Regions from separate parts of the Homo sapiens genome. Here region 2 is linked to region 1. Evidence: read pairs that join two places in POLR2A ChIA-PET (ENCODE). Cell type or tissue: HepG2. All regions are shown on one strand. Links, peaks and the distances in the headings refer to the core of each region. The heading gives the core; the rest is flanking DNA.

Region 1 (8,280 bases), core at 281-8,280:
CAACTAGGATGCAGTAGATAATTAACAGAAATTTGTTGGTTGGATGGATGGATATGCTAAAGGTCAAATTGCTAAGACTAACCATTTAAAGTTCTCTTTGTGCATTCAAATTATCGTTCCTACTTCTGGTGCCAAGTTATGCTAAAACTTCCAAAAAGTTTTTCAATAAGTCCTTTCACTTTTGCATATACAGAAAAACCATGACTTCTCCTGGGTATAATTATTTCAGACTTATTTCAGACACTTTACCTACATTGCCTTATACTTACTATTCTGTAAATATTTATGCATTTAAAAAATCTAAATGTTAAGATCATTGGAATTACTTTCAGAAGTATTGTAGGAATTCAAGCCGGGTATAGCAACACACGCCTGAAGTCCCAGCTACTCAAGAGATTGAGCCCAGGATTCAAGGCCAGCTGGGCAACATAGCGAGACCCCATCTCTAAAAATAACAGTGATAATATTAATAATGCCAGGTGCAGTGGCTCATGCCTGTAATCTCAGCACTTTGGGAGGCCGAGTTGGGCAGATTATTTGAGGTCAGGGGTTCGAGACCAGCCTGGCCAACATGGTAAAACCCCATCTCTACTAAAAATACAAAAAATTAGCCAGGTGTGGTGGTGCACACCTGTAATCTCAGCTACTGGGGAGGCTGAGGCAGGAGAATCGCTTGAACCCAGGAGGTGGAGGTTGCAGTGAATGAAGATCATGCCACTGCACTGCAGCCTTGGGTGACAGAGCGAGACTCCACCTCAAAAAAAAAAAATTTCCATACAAATGAAGATTAAGTGCCAAAACTTAATTTTAACTCTTCGTTTCTTCTCTTATGTTAGACATTTCTATTTTTTTCTTTTCTTTTTTTTTTTTTTGCAGACAGAGTCTCACACTGTCACCCAGGCTGGAGTGAAGAGTCATGATCTTGGCTCACTGTAACCTCTGGCCTTTAGGTTCAAGCGATTCTCGTGCCTCAGCCTTCCAAGTAGCTGGGACTACAGGCGTGTGCCACCATGCCTGGCTAATTTTTTGTATTTTAGTATTTTATGTTTTTTGTATTTTAGAGACGGGGTTTCACCATGTTGCTCAGCCTGGTATCAAATTCCTGAGCTCAGGCAGTTCGCCCACCTTGGCCTCCCAAAATGCTAGGATTACAAATGTGAGCCACTGTGCATGGCCCATGTTAGACCTTTCTAATCAGGATTCAGCAGTACCTTAGAGTAACAGATAAAATGGTGAGTAAAACAACATTTATTTCTGAAGAAAACATTTGTTCTAAAGAAAAATAAACAATTATTTTTGGGGGCGTGGAAATCCATGTTGGTTAAAAGCCTGTGCTAGACTATTATGGTATAGGCCAGGCGCGGTGGCTTATGCCTATAATCCCAGCACTTTGGGAGGCCAAGGAGGGCAGATCACCTGAGGTCAGGAGTTTGAGAACAGTCTGGCCAACATGGTGAAACCCCGTCTCTACTAAAAATACAAAAAATTAGCCAGGCATGGTGGCGGGTGCCTATAATCCCAGCTACTCCGGAGGCTGAGACAGGAGAATTGCTTGAACCTGGGAGGTGGAGATTGCAGTGAGCTGAGGTTGCACCATTGCACTCCAGCCTGGGCAACAATAGTGAAACTCCATCCCTCCCCTGTCCCCCTCAAAAAAAAAAGGACTATTATGGTATAAATCAAATTTCTAGTTTTAATTATGTACTCCTCAATTTTGAATTTTCTTTCAGTTACCTGTTCTAGCCTAGCCACATTTTGTTACTGCTACCTGTCAGAAACAAATACCTTTTTTGTTTGTTTGTTTTCTATTTTTATTTTTTGCCAGGCATCAGATGATGGCAAAACAAATACCTTTTTAAAGGTTAAGCAGTTTTTTCAAAGTGTAGCATCAAACCAGAAAGGTAATTTTTTTTTTTTTTTTTTTTTTTTTTGAGACAGAATCTCACAGTGTCACTCAGGCTGGAGTGCAGTAGTGCGATCTCGGCTCACTGTAACCTCTGCCTCCTGGGTTTGAGCAATTCTCCTGCCTCAGCCTCCCAAGTAGCTGGGACTACAGGTGTGCGCCACCAAGCCCAGCTAATTTTTGTATTTTTAGTAGAGACGGTGTTTCACCAAGTTGGCCAGGATGGTCTTGATCTCTTGACCTCGTGATCCACCTGCCTTGGCCTCCCTGAATGCTAGGATTACAGGCATGAGCCACCATGCCCAGCCCCATAAGGGTCACTTTTAAAAAGACGATTGCCTATGGTTTCTCTGTGAAAATAGTCCATTTGAACTTGTTTGATGTAATTTGGACACATTTGGCAGAAATTACACACTCATTTTTGGCTTTGTTTAGTTTTAACTTTTTTTTTTTTAGACGGAGTTTTGCTCTTATTGCCCAGGCTGGAGTACAATGGCGCAATCTTGGCTCACCGCAACCTCTGCCCCGCCAGGTTCAAGCGATTCTCTTGCCTCAGCCTCCCAAGTAGCTGGGATTACAGGCATGCACCACCATGCCTGGCTAATTTTGTATTTTTAGTAGAGAGGGGGTTTCTCCATGTTAGTCAGGCTGGTCTGGAACTCCCAACCTCAGTTGATCCTCCCGCCTTGGCGTCCCAAAGTACCAGATTACAGATGTGAGCCACTGCACCTGGCCATTTTTTTTTGAAGGCAGGGTCTCTCTGTCCTAGACTGGAGTGCAGTGGCACGATTATGGCTCACTGCAGCCTTGACTTCAGTCTCATGTGATCCTTCCACCTCAGCCTCCCAAGTAGCAGGTACTGTAGGTACTGTCACAAGTATTATAGGCATCAAGCCAGACACCACCATGTCCAGTTAATTTTTGTAATTTTTGTAGAGACAGGATCTCACCATGTTGCCCAGGCTGGTCTGAAACTTCTGGGCTCAAGCAGTCTGCCCACCTTGGCCTCCCAAAGTGCTGGGATTATAGGTGTGAGCCACTGTGCCTGACCCTAGTTTTAACTCTTTAAAAAATACTTTTATCTTGGGATAGGAATTCAGTCCATAATTGGCTCAGTTTTAACCATCCTTAACCTAGCCAAGGGCCAGGAATTAAACAGAATTCTCAGCAGCCAAATTAAATGTCTCAAGCATTAAAGTTTGTTATCTTGGCTTACTGAAGAAACATTTAAGTGCAAAGTGCTTATTTACCCTTATTTTATTTTTATTTTTTTGGAGACAGAGTCTCACTCTGTTGCTCAGGCTGGAGTGCAGTGGCACAATCTCGGTCCATTGCAACTCCCGCCTCCCAGGTTCAAGTGATTGTCTTGCCTCAGGCTCCTGAGTAGCTGGAGTTACAGGTGCCTTCCACAATGCCTGGCTAATTTTTTTATTTTTGGTAGAGACAAGGTTTTGTCTTTTTGGCCAGGCTGGTCTCGAAGTCCTGACTTCAGGTGATCCACCTGTCTCGGCCTCCCAAAGTGCTGGGATTACAGGCGTGAGCCACTGCGCCTGGCTGGGTCTTTTTTAAGATAACAATTTCTAGTTTTTTTTTTTTTTTTTTTTTTTTTTTTTTAGTAATAGAAGAATATTTTCATAACAGAGTCAAGTGTTGAAGCAAAAACCACAGTGTCAGGATTGAAGATCTGTAAATTAAAGTCAGAAATGTAAGATGTTGGCCATATACCTACAGAAGCACATAACTGTGTAACAAAGTTAGTAAGGCATCACTTGGCTGATGTAGCAAACATCATAACACAGGTAGAGCATTCCTAGTCTGAAAATGTGAAATCTGAAATGCTTCAAAATCTGAAACTTTTTGCATGCTGAGATGACGTCACAAGTTACTTTGAACATACTACTATTTCACTGTATTTTTTTTCCTTTTTTTTTTTTTTTTTTGAGACAGAGTTTTGCTCTTATTGCCCAGGCTGGAGTGCAATGGCGCTATCTCGGCTCACTGCAACCTCCGCCTCCTGGGTTCAAGCGATTCTCCTGCCTCAGCCTCCCAAGTAGCTGGGATTATAGGAATGCGCCACCACGCCTGGCTGATTTTGTATTTTTATTGGAGACGGGGTTTCTCCACGTTGGTCAGGCTGGTCTCAAACTGCTGACCTCAGGTGATCTGCCCACCTCGGTCTCTCAAAGTGTTGGGATTACAGGCGTGAGCCACCACGCCTGGCCAATTTTCACTGTAGTAATGGTACATCATATTCTTTTTTTTTTTTTTTTTTTTGAGACGGAGTCTCGCTCTGTCACCCAGCCTGGAGTGCAGTGGCACTATCTCAGCTCACTGCAGCCTCTGCCTCCTGGGTTCAAGCAGTTCTTCTGCCTCAGCCTCCCCAGTAGATGGGACCACAGGCAAGCGCCGCCACACTCGGCTAATTTTTGTATTTTTAGTAGAGACCGGGTTTCAGCATATTGGCCAGGATGGTCTTGATCTCCTGACCTTGTGATCCGCCCGCCTTGGCCTCCCAAATTGCTGGGATTACTGGCGTGAGCCACTGTGCCCGGCCCAAAGTAACCAATTCTTTAAACCCATCCGGCTGGGCACAGTGGCTCATGCCTATAGTCCCAGCACTTTGGGAGGCCGAGGGGGGCGGATCACCTGAGGTCAGAAGTTCAGACCAGCCTGACAACACAGAGAAACCCCGTCTCTACTAAAAATACAGAAAATTAGTCTGGCGTGGTGGCAGATGCCTGTAATCTCAGCTACTGGGGAGGCTGAGTTAGGAGAATCGGTTGAACCCTGGAGGCAGACGTTGCAGTGAGCCGAGATCACACCACTGCACTCCAACCTGGGCAACAAGAGCGAAACTCCGTCTCAAATAAATAAATAAATAAGTAAAAACCCATTTACCCCCACAGGCTTGTGAGACTGGTTGGAAGAAGTGCTGCTAGGCAGGGCCTGTGTGTTTGGAAAAAAAAATCACTCAGGGTGTTTGTGATTATAACTGTCTCACCCTTCCCTCTAATTCAGAAACCATTGCTTAAGAGTGGAAAAAAAAAACCACGAACTGTCTGTCTTCTGCTCTCACACCAAAAACAATCAGCCCGCTGTATTTGTAGTTCATGAGCATGGTGATTGGGTGTTCATGCAGGTGTGTGAGATATGCCACCCTTGAACCTTGTTACAACACTGGCACATTCTCAGACCTGAAAAAAAAAACACACATAACACAGAAGACTTCTGTGACCAAATATGTGGGGTAGGGCAGGTGCAGTGGCTCATGCCTATAATCCCAGTGCTTTGGGAGGCTGAGGCAGGTGGATTGCTTGAGCCCAGGAGTTTGAAACCAGCCTGAGCAACATGATGAAACCCTGTCTCTACAGAAAAATACAAAAATTAGCTGAGCATGGTGGCATGTGCCTGTAGTCCCAACTACTTGGAAGGCTGAGGCAGGAGGATTGCTTGAGCCCTGAAGGTCGAGGTTGCAGTGAGCCCTGAAGGTCAAGGTTGCAGTGAGCTGGGATCGTGTCACCTGCACTCCAACCCAGGCAACAGAGTGAGACCCTATCTTAAAAAGCAAACAAATAAAAAAATATGGGAGTGTTTTTCCCTACCAGCAAGCAATCAGTTCTGCATCAGGCACCAGCTAGGTGTCATCTAACTTAATACTGACACTGTCTACTTGAGATAGTGTCACATCCCACAGTTTGAGGTCTCAGTCCCCAAGACTACCGACAACACTTATGCCAATCTCAAGCCTCAGGTTATTTTACCTGTGCTTCTGACCAACCTGCCATGTATATATATGTACATATATATGTATATGTGTGTGTGTGTATATAATGTAGATACCATAATTTTTTTTCTTTATGAGATGAAGGTCTTGCTGTGTTGCCCAGGCTGATCTTGAATTCCTGGGTGCAAGCTGTCTTCCTGCCTCAGCCTCCGAATCACTGGGATTACAGTCATGTGCCACCTTGCCCAGCTACTGTCTTTTATTTTTGATGAATCCTCTGTGTCCAGTACAGTCTCAACTGGCTATAAACTGGGGTTCCCACAACCCCCTCCTCAGGTTCAGTTGACTTGCTGAATGGTTTGCAGAACCTGGGGAAACAGTTATGTTTACTGTTACAAAGGATGTAGATGAAAAGATGCGTAAAGCAGGGTATGGGGGTAGTGGTGCAGAGCTTCCATGCCCTCCCTGTACATGTCACCCTGCAGGAACCTCCATGTGTTCAGCTATCTGGAAGATCTCTCAACCTTGTTCTTTTGAGTTTTTATGGAGGCGTCACTACGTAGGTATGAAACCATTGGTCATTGGTGATCAACTTCACCTTCAGCCCCTTTCCCCTCCTGGGAGGTTGTGTGGGGTGGGCTGAAAGTCCTAACCCTCTAATTATGCTTTTGGTCTTTCCAATGACCAGCTCCCATCCTTAAGCTATGTAGGGGCTGCCAGCCATGAATCTACCCATTAACATACAAAAAGACATCTCTCTGGAGATTCTAAGGATTTTAGGAATTATATTTTAGGAATTATATGTTAGGAAACTGGGTCAGAGACCAAATACGTATTTCACGATATCACACTGTTACATTCTTATATAATCTTGCATTTTATTTTTTTTTACCTGTTGATCTGTCCATGTTGATATACATATGCATCTAATTCTTTCCTTTTAACTGCTGTGTATTCCATCGATGACATGAATATACCACTATCCATTCTTCATTACCACATTATATATTACAAATGTTGTTGTAGTAACATTCGGTGCATATGTAAGATCTTCTCAAAGTATATATTTTAGAAATAGGATGCCAGGTTTTAGGATATGTATTTGTAAAATTAACTAGATAAGGTAACATTGCTTGTCAAAGGAGTGCAGTGATTTATATTCCTATCAGTAGTATAAAAGACTTCTTATTTTCTTGTATCTTTGCCAACACTTCCTGCACTATCAGACTTTTTGGTTTCTGTTGCCTGTCTGATGTGGTTGAAACCACTTCTTTCTTTCTTTCTTTTTTTTGTTTTTTTTTGAGACAGAGTCTCACTCTGTCACCCAGGCTGGAGTGCAGTGGAGCAGTCTTGGCTCACTGCAACCTCCGCCTCCTGGGTTCAAGCAATTCTGCTGCCTCAGCCTCCCAAGTAGCTGGGACTACAAGTGCATGCCTCCTCCATGTCTGGCTGATTTTTGTGTTTTTAGTAGAGTCAGGGTTTTACCATGTTGACAAGGCCGGTCTCGAACTCCTAACCTCAAATGATCCACCCACCTCAGCCTCCCAAAGTTCTGGGATTACAGGTGTGAAACCACTTTATATATATATATATATCACTATATATATATATCACTATATATATATATCACTATATATATATATCACTATATATATATCACTATATATATATATATCACTATATATATATATCACTATATATATAACTATATCACTATATATATCACTATATATATATCACTATATATATCACTGTATATATCACTATATATATCACATCACTATATATATATCACTATATATATCACTATATATCTCTATATCTCTCCCTATATATATCTCACTATATATCACTATACGTATATCACTATATATATCACTATATGTATATCACTATATATATATCACTATATGTATATATCACTATATGTATATATCACTATATATATCACTATATATATATCACTATATATATATATACACATTTTTTTCTTTTTTTGGAGATGGATTCTCACTCTGTCGCCCAGGCTGGAGTGCAGTGGCATGATCTCGGCTCACTGCAGCCTCCACCTCCCAGGTTCAAGTGATTCTTCTGCCTCAGCCTCCCGAGTAGCTGGAACTACAGGTGCGCACCACCATGCCTGGCTCATTTTTGTATTTTCAGTAGAGAAGGGGTTTCATCATTTCTCAGCCTTTGGCTAAGATCAAGTGAGACGGGGTTTCACCATGTTGGTCAGGCTGGTCTTGAACTCCTGACCTCATGATCTGCCCCTTCAGTCTCCCAAAGTGCTGGGATTACAGGCGTGAGCCACCGTGCCTGGCTGCCACTTTTTTTTTTTTTTTTTTTTTTTTTTAAAGATGGAGTCTCACTCTGTCCCCCAGGCTGGAGTGCAGTGGCGAGTTCTCGGCTCATTGCAAGCTCCATCTCCTGGGTTCCTGCCATTCTCCTGCCTCAGCCTCCCGGTAGCTGGGACTACAGGTGCCCGCCACCACGCCCGGCTAATTTTTTTTGTATTTTTAGTAGAGACGGGGTTTCACAGTGTTAGCCAGGATGGTCTCGATCTCCTGACCTCGTGATCCATGCACCTCGGCCTCCCGAAGTGCTGGGATTACAGGCGTCAGCCACCGCGCCCAGCCTGGCCACCACTTCTTAT
Region 2 (8,341 bases), core at 325-8,324, 110 kb after region 1:
CAGTTATCTGTAAAGTATCTGACATATAGGTAGATATGTTAACTGTGGTATATATACATAGCAACTCATCTTATGAAAATTTAAATGGCCAAAATAATGGCAAATTATTTTCAAAATCATTTTAATAATATTTTACCTTATAACTCCAAAGTTTACCAAATCAGTTTGCATTTTTATTTTCTGAAACAAGTTAATGGGATCTAAAATCTAACCTATATCAATCTTCCTAAGCAGATATTGATTTACTCAAGTTTTAAATCACTTCTAGCACGTTTTCTGGCATTAGGATATTCTCAGTAAATATTTGTTGAATGAACAACAACAACAAAAAAGCCAAACATACTTAAGAATTTTCCCCTTTCATATGGCCAGCATCTGAAACCTGATATAAATTTGGTGGCTGATGATTCAATTTAATGTAACAAAGCTGCTTGGTAACCTGTTAAAGCTTAGGCACTGAATTCACTGCACAAACTTAAAAAGACCAGCTTTAGTATAACACTTTGTTTGTTTGTTTGTTTGTTTTTTGAGATGGAGTTTTGCTCTTGTCCCCCAGGCTGGAGTGCAGTGGCACCATCTTGGCTCACTGCAACCTCCACCGGGTTCAAATGATTCTCCTGCCTCAGCCTCCCAAGTAGCTGGGATTATAGGTCCGCACTACCGTGCCTGGCTAATTTTTGTATTTTTAGCAGAGACGGGGTTTTACCATGTTGGCCAGGCTGCTCTCGAACTCCTGACCTCAGGCTATCTGCCCTCCTCGGCCTCCCAAAGTGTTGGGATTACAGGCATGAGCCACCGTGCCCGGCCTATTATAACACTTTTTAAGGAGCTGTTATAGTTGAAATAAACTAATTTGAAATCATGTAAATTTTTGTTGTTTTTGCTGTTTTAGTGACAGAGGAGAGATAAAACTGGGGATAAACGTAATTAAACGTATTCATGTAATTAGGAAAATCTTTTTTCCTTTTAGAACTGAAGCTAGTTTAGCCTCACGCAGAGAACAAAAGAGAGAGCAGTATCGTCAGGTAAAAGCACATGTTCAGAAGGAAGACGGTAGAGTGCAGGCTTTTGGCTGGAGTCTGCCTCAGAAGTACAAACAGGTAATATGCACATGTGGTAAGAGCATCCAGCAGGAAAGAAGAGGGCAAGTTGAGTGTGCGTGGGCATGAAGGATTCACTGTACGCATCCCAGCCCTGCTCATCTCAGCCGCATGGACTGGGCACACATTTAAGCATGGAGGGTGGTGGTTTTCAGGCTGTTTTCTAGAGCTGTAGAACTCAAATGAAATGCTCTGAGTCTGTGAGGGGGGGAGGAGTCAATAAAGGGTGGCTAAGTGCATGGAGTTTGAGGTACCCGCTCTGCTGTAACCAGAGCAATTCTGGTTTAATATTTGAAGATTTCATTTTTTAAAAAACCAGCATCATTGTTGAAAAAATTATTGGCATGGAACTTTTCAAACTGTTCATTTAAAATTAAGTTCAGGTCTTCAGGAATTTTATCTGTCTACTCCATAATTCCTACCCCAAAAGACTCACATGTTCATGTACAAACACATATGCATGTGCACGTGTGCACATATGTGTGAATTAGAGCCTCTTTTTGAGCTCCCATTATATCCTGTTTATTGAATTGCTCAACTTGATTTTTCTGTTTTTCAAATAAGAATGGCAAAATTGGCTGATGCCTGTCATTGGCTCATGGTGCCTGTTATTGACTCATGCCTATAATCCTAACACTTTGGGAGGCCAAGGTGGAGGATGGCTTGAGCTCAGGGAGTTTGAGACCAGCCTAGGCAACATAGCATGACCTCATCTCTACAAAAAATTTAAAAAATTAGCTGGGTGTGGTGGCCTGTGCCTGTAGTCCCAGCTACCTTGGAGGCTGAGGTGGGAGGGGACCGCTTAAGCCTGACAGATTGAGGCTGCAGTGAGCCATGATCAAGCCACTGCACTCTAGCCTGGGCAGTAGAGCGACCCTGTCTCAAAAAAACAAAAAAACAAAAAACCTGAACTTGATTTCAAGGAGTAAATAACAGCAGTGCTTGCTCATGTCTCAGTGGATCTGTAATAAGTTCACTTTTGATGAGGCTTACTAATGTGCCTTTTTCACTCCTCCTTCCACCATTATTAGGTAACCAATGGTCAAGGTGAAAATAAGATGAAAAATTTACCTGTGCCTGTCTATCTCAGACCTCTGGATGAAAAAGATACATCAATGAAGGTAAGTTCATTGTGAATTAAAAGGAGATGTTTTCTAAACTCTGGGTAGTTTTTTTTCTAAAACCAAAAAAGTATAAGTATTACTTCTATGGTGAGGTTATTGTTCATTTTATAATATTAGGTTATAAGACCTGTATTTACAACCATTAGTTATTTTAAGAAAACATGAAAATGCTAAACATTTCTAGACTTAATATTGTTTTCTTTTTCACCTGAGAAGCTGTGGTGTGCTGTTGGAGTCAATTTATCTGGTGGGAAGACCAGAGATGGTGGTTCTGTTGTTGGAGCAAGTGTATTTTACAAGGATGTTGCTGGTTTGGATACAGAAGGCAGTAAACAGCGAAGTGCCTCTCAGAGTAGTTTAGATAAGTTAGATCAGGAACTTAAGGTAAGTGTGTGTACTAACATTTGACCTGGTTTATGAGACTATGAGTTTAACTCTTTCATCCAAAATTTGCCTCTGGGTCCAGCTTCTAATTGGGATTACTATGCCCTGGCTTACTGTCCCTCAGCACCCTTTTAAAATCAATTTTAAAATATTGAGGTATAATTTACATGCAATAAAGTGTGCACTCGAAATGGGTATAGGTCAGAGTTTTGACACATGTGTACACGTATGTAATCACTACAGTGATCAAGCTAATGGAACATTTTATCATTGTTCTGCTTTACCTGTTAGTTTTGTGTTGCTGTTTAGAGACAGAGTCTCACTCTATCACATAGGCTGGAGTGCAGTGGCATGATCATGGCTCACTGCAGTGTTAACCTCCTGGACTCAAGTGATCTGTCCACTTCAGCCACCCAAGTAGCTGGGACTACACACCCACACCACCACACCTGGCTAATTTTATTTTTTGTAGAGACGAGGGTTTCACTGTGTTGACCAGGCTAGTCTCACACTTCTGGCCTCAAGCAGTCCTCCCACCTCAGCCTCCCAAAGTGCTGGGATTACAGACGTGAGCCACTGTGCCAGCCTAACTGCTAGTTTTTCATCTACTAATTAATATTGATAGGTGGTTGTATTAGTCTATATTCACACTGCTGATAAACACATACCCGAGACTGGGAAGGAAAAAAGAGGTTTAATTGGGCTTACATAGGTAACCTCTGGGGAGGCCTCAGAATCATGACAGGAGATGAAAGGCACTTCTTACATGGTGGCAGCAAGAGAAAATGAGGAAGAAGCAAAAGTGTAAACCCCTAATAAACCCATCAGATCTCGTGAGACTTATTCACTATCACGAGAATAGCATGGGAAAGACTGGCCCCCATGATTAAATTACCTCCCCCTGGGTCCCTCTCACAACATGTGGGAATTCGGGGAGATACAATTCAAGTTGAGTTTTGGGTAGGGACGCAGCCAAACCACATCAGTGGTTGTATTTTTACCCTTCCAAATAATCTGGAAATAAATTTGAAATAGTATTGCCTTTTACTGTAACAGCACCACCTTATGAATATTTGTACATACATATTGTTTTAAACATTTTTCCTCCTTTGCCTATACAGGAACAGCAGAAGGAGTTAAAAAATCAAGAAGAATTATCCAGTCTAGTTTGGATCTGTACCAGCACTCATTCGGCTACAAAAGTTCTTATTATTGATGCTGTTCAACCTGGCAACATCCTAGACAGTTTCACTGTTTGCAACTCTCATGTTCTGTGCATTGCAAGTGTGCCAGGTAAGAGTGAGTCATGCGTTTCTCTGCCCTCCCCTCCATCCACCTACCTGCTGGGCACTGATGTAGCAGCTGAAGATGCAGTTCTGCACCTTGCTGTCATGAAGCTTATGTTCTAGTTAGGGAAGATTAAAAAACAAACTGGAAACCATTGAATAAAGAAGATATTTTCAGGTAGTGAAAAATACTGTGAAGAAAATAAAACAATGGGAATATGAGAAAATAACTGGGAGCCAGAGGACTGTTTGGATTAATTAATAAGGAAAGGTCTTCTAAAGTTTTGGATTAAACATTATGTGATGTTAAAACATTAGTTTAAAAATTAAAGAAGTGTATGTGATATATCCATATGTTGGAATATTATTCAGCCATAAAAAGGAATGAAGTTCTTTTTTATATTTTATTGTGGAATACTTAATATGAGTTCTACTTTTTTTTTTTTTTTTTTTTTGAGACAGAGTCTTACTCTGTCACCCAGGCTGGAGTGCAATGGCATGATCTCGGCTCACTGCAACCTCCACCTTCCAGGTTCAAGTGATTCTCCTGCCTCAGCCTCCCGAGTAGCTGGAATTACAGGCACCTGCCACCACGCCCGGCTAATTGTTTGCATTTTTACTAGAGACGGGGTTTTACCATGTTGGTCAGGCTAGTCTTTTTTTTTTTTTTTTTTTGAGATGGAGTCTTACTCTGTCACTCACACTGGAGTGCAGTGGCACCGTCTCGGCTTACTGCAACCTCTACCTCCTGGGTTCAAGTGATTCTTTTGCCTTAGCCTCCCAAGTAGCTGGGACTACAGGCACGAGCCACTACACCCGGCTAATTTTTGTATTTTTGGTAGAAATGGGGTGTCACCATATTGGCCAGGTTGGTCTCGAACTCCTAGACCTCGTGATCTGCCCGCCTCGGTCTCCCAAAGTGCTGAGATTACAGGTGTGACCCACCACCCCGGGCAGTCAGATTAGTCTTGAACTCCTGACCTCAGGTGATCCACCCGCTTCGTCCTCCCGAAGTACTGGGATTACAGGCATGAGCCACTGAACCCAGCCTGAGATCTACCCTCTTAACACATTTTTGTTTTTGTTTTTTTGAGACAGGGCCTCACTCTGTTGCCCAGGCTGGATTGCAGTGGTGCAGTCACAACTCATTGTACTCATTGCAGCCATGACCTTCCGGGCTCAAGTGATCCTCCCAGCTCAGCCTCCCAAGTAGCTGGGACCACAGGCGCACACTACCACACCTGGCTAAGTTGTTTGTACTTTTTGTAGGCAGGGTTTCACCATGTTGCCCAGGCTGGTCTGGAACTCCTGGGCTCAAGTGATCTGCCTGCCTTGGCCTCCCGAAGTATTGGGATGCCCAGCCCTCTTAACAAATTTTTAAGAGTACAATACATTATCCTCTAGGTAGAAGTTCTGACACATGTTATAACACAGATGAACCTTGGAAACACTATGCCAAAGGAAATAAGTCGGACACAAAAGGACAAATATTATATGATTCCGCTTATATGAGATATCTAGAATAGGCACATTCATAAAAACATAGAGTTTCTGTGTGAGGTGATGGAAAAGCTTTAGAAATAGGCCGGCCATGGAGGTTCACACTCATAATCCCAGCACTTTCAGAGGCCAAGGTGGGACGATCACTTGAGCCCAGAAGTTTGAGACCAGTCTGGGCAATATAGTGAGACCTCATTCCACAAAAAATCAAAAAATGAGGCGGGAGGATAACTTGAGTCGGGGAGGTCAAGACTGCAGTGAGCTACGATTGCACCACTACACACCCACCTGGGCAATGGGAGTAAGACCCTGTGTTTTAAAAAAAAAAAAAAAAAAAAAAAAAAAAAGACCTGGCATGGTGGCTTACACCTGTAATCCAGACACTTTGGGAGGCTGAGGTGGGCGGATCACCTGAGGTCAGGAGTTCGAGACCAGCCTGGCCAACATGGTAAAACCCCGTTTCTACTAAAAATACAAAAATTAGCCAGGTGCAGTGGCAGGCGCTTGTAATCGCAGCTACTTGGGAGGCTGAGGCAGGAGAATTGCTTGAACCTGGGAGGCAGAGGTTGCAGTGAGCCGAGACTGTACCATTGCACACCAGCCTGGGCAACAAGAGTGAAACTCTGTCGCCAAAAAAAAAAAATAATGGTGATGGCTACACAATGTTATAAATATTAATGCCAATATTGTAAATATTAGTGCCACTGAATTGTACACTTTTAAATGGTTAAAGTGGCAAATTTTGTTTATATATATATTATTTTTACTGCAATAAAAGTTTTTAGTGTGATATAAATAAAACAATTTTCTAAATTAAAAAATGAGATTTATTTTTATATTGTAAATATTTTTATATTATAAATGCTTAGTTTTTAATGTTTTACTAATATCTTAATCAACCTATATACTTGGGGCATTTAATTTTTAACAGTAATGGATAGAAGCTTATACTTCAAGTAGTAGCAGTAGTCTTGATGATTTAAAAGAATTTTTTTTTGGCTGATGTTGTCAGATATAATAGATTGTTTTTAACCTGTGGCTGCTGAGGAGCTCACTAAGAACAGAAGCTGGCTAGGCGTGGTGGCTCGCACCTGTAATCCTAGGACTTGTCTGAGGTTGGTGGATCCCTTGAGGCCAGGAGTTCAAGACCAGCCTGACCAACATACCGAAACCCTGTCTCTACCAAAAATACAAAAATTAGCCAGGCGTGGTGGCTCACACCGGTAGTCCCAGCTACTCAGGAGGCTGAGGCAGGAGAATCACTTAAGCCAAGGAGGCGGAGGTTGCAGTGAGCTGAATCATGCCACTGTACTCCAGCCTGGGCGACAGAGTAAGACTCTGTCTCAAAAAAAAAAAAAAAAAAGTTTATTTTCTGACATTTTTATGTTTATTTGCACTTGTGTTAATAGAAGTATTTTCTTAATTTTTTAAGTTACCTTCCCATATTGTGAAGATTTGTTTATGTAAATTTAATGCTACCTGTATTCAACTACCTGTACATCTCACCTGCATAACTCTCATTTCAAACCTGTAATTGTTTTAGTAAAAAAAATGTTATTTATAGAAGTTTACTTTGCTGTTACAAGAAGATTTATTTTTCAGGTGCACGAGAAACAGACTACCCTGCAGGAGAAGATCTTTCAGAATCTGGTCAGGTAGACAAAGCATCTTTATGTGGAAGTATGACAAGCAACAGCTCAGCAGAGACAGACAGCCTGTTAGGAGGCATCACAGTGGTTGGTTGTTCTGCAGAAGGTGTGACGGGAGCTGCCACTTCCCCTAGTACAAATGGTGCTTCTCCAGTGATGGATAAACCACCAGGTATATCCATTCTCTTTACCTGCCATCTGTATAGAGTCTAAGGCTACACTCAGATGCCTCATTATGGACTTAATTTAGATCTTAAGTAACAAGGTTGAAAGAACTTGAAAGAAGATACTGTAGGCCGGGCGTGGTGGCTCACGCCTGTAATCCCAGCACTCTGGGAGGCCAAGGCGGGTGGATCACGAGGTCAGGAGATCAAGACCATCCTGGCTAACACAGTGAAACCCTGTCTGTACTAAAAAGTACAAAAAATTAACCGGGCGTGGTGGCGGGTGCCTGTAGTCCCAGCTACTCGGGAGGCTGAGGCAGGAGAATGGCGTGAACCTGGGAGGTGGAGCTTGCAGTGAGCCAAGATCACGCCGCCGCACTCCAGCCTGGGCAACAGAGCAAGACTCTGTCTCAAAAAAAAAAAAAATGCTGTAATGACTGTTAAATGGAATGAAGAATTCTTAATTTCATGGTACAGTGTGAAGGAGTGGGTAGATGGAATGGAATTCTATAACAGGGGTTTGTGTGGGGAAATAATTGGAGGAGAAAAGCCCAGACTTGGAATAGTGTTTTATTTACTTTGTAGAAATGGAAGCAGAAAATAGTGAGGTTGATGAAAATGTTCCAACAGCAGAAGAAGCAACTGAAGCTACAGAAGGGAATGCGGGGTCAGCTGAAGACACAGTGGACATCTCCCAAACTGGCGTCTACACAGAGCATGTCTTTACAGATCCTTTGGGAGTTCAGATCCCAGAAGACCTCTCCCCAGTGTATCAGTCGAGGTATAATAATGGGTCATCAACTTAGGCAACTGGGTGAAGTGCACAAATAAAAGGAACCAAAATAATCTCAAACAGTCAAAAGATTTCCACTAATTAGTGTCACTGTGGTGGATTAAAAGATACCTATTCTTGTGATAATTTCATGTATTCCCGCTCCATCATTCTCGCTGGATATTCCCCCCCATTTCTTCTGTACACCTTCCAATTTAAAAAAAAAATCTTATCTATAAAAGTATAATCATGCATCAGTCAACAATGGGGATATGTTCTGAGAAATGTGTCATTAGGTGATTTCATCATTGTGTGAACATCATAGAGTGCATTTACACAAATCTAGATGGTATGGCTTATCA

The links. Peaks named below come from ENCODE experiments on the same cell type or tissue, not always from the same donor. Only the 100,000 strongest peaks of a DNase experiment are listed, where the experiment ranks them.
Region 2: POLR2A ChIA-PET joins it to region 1 with 7 read pairs; 4 of 35 experiments call an interaction of 5 or more read pairs at or near these places.

The regions. Positions count from the first base shown.
Region 1 is chr17:51,094,997-51,103,276 of GRCh38, reverse strand. All of the region lies in intron 1 of SPAG9 (sperm associated antigen 9), which reads left to right. LOC124904125 (small nucleolar RNA U13) reads left to right here and starts at 4,999; the gene lies at 4,999-5,103. RefSeq lists an enhancer at 4,178-4,678. In HepG2, for the core only: no CTCF peak of the experiment used is centred there; a DNase peak (open chromatin) is centred at 5,046.
Region 2 is chr17:50,989,324-50,997,664 of GRCh38, reverse strand. It overlaps SPAG9 (sperm associated antigen 9), which reads left to right. Exons shown (of 30, transcript NM_001130528.3): 16 at 971-1,100; 17 at 2,132-2,221; 18 at 2,441-2,608; 19 at 3,730-3,901; 20 at 6,997-7,215; 21 at 7,793-7,988. Among named protein-coding and RNA genes, the nearest start is that of TOB1-AS1, 130 kb to the right of the region's middle. In HepG2, for the core only: no CTCF peak of the experiment used is centred there; no DNase peak of the experiment used is centred there.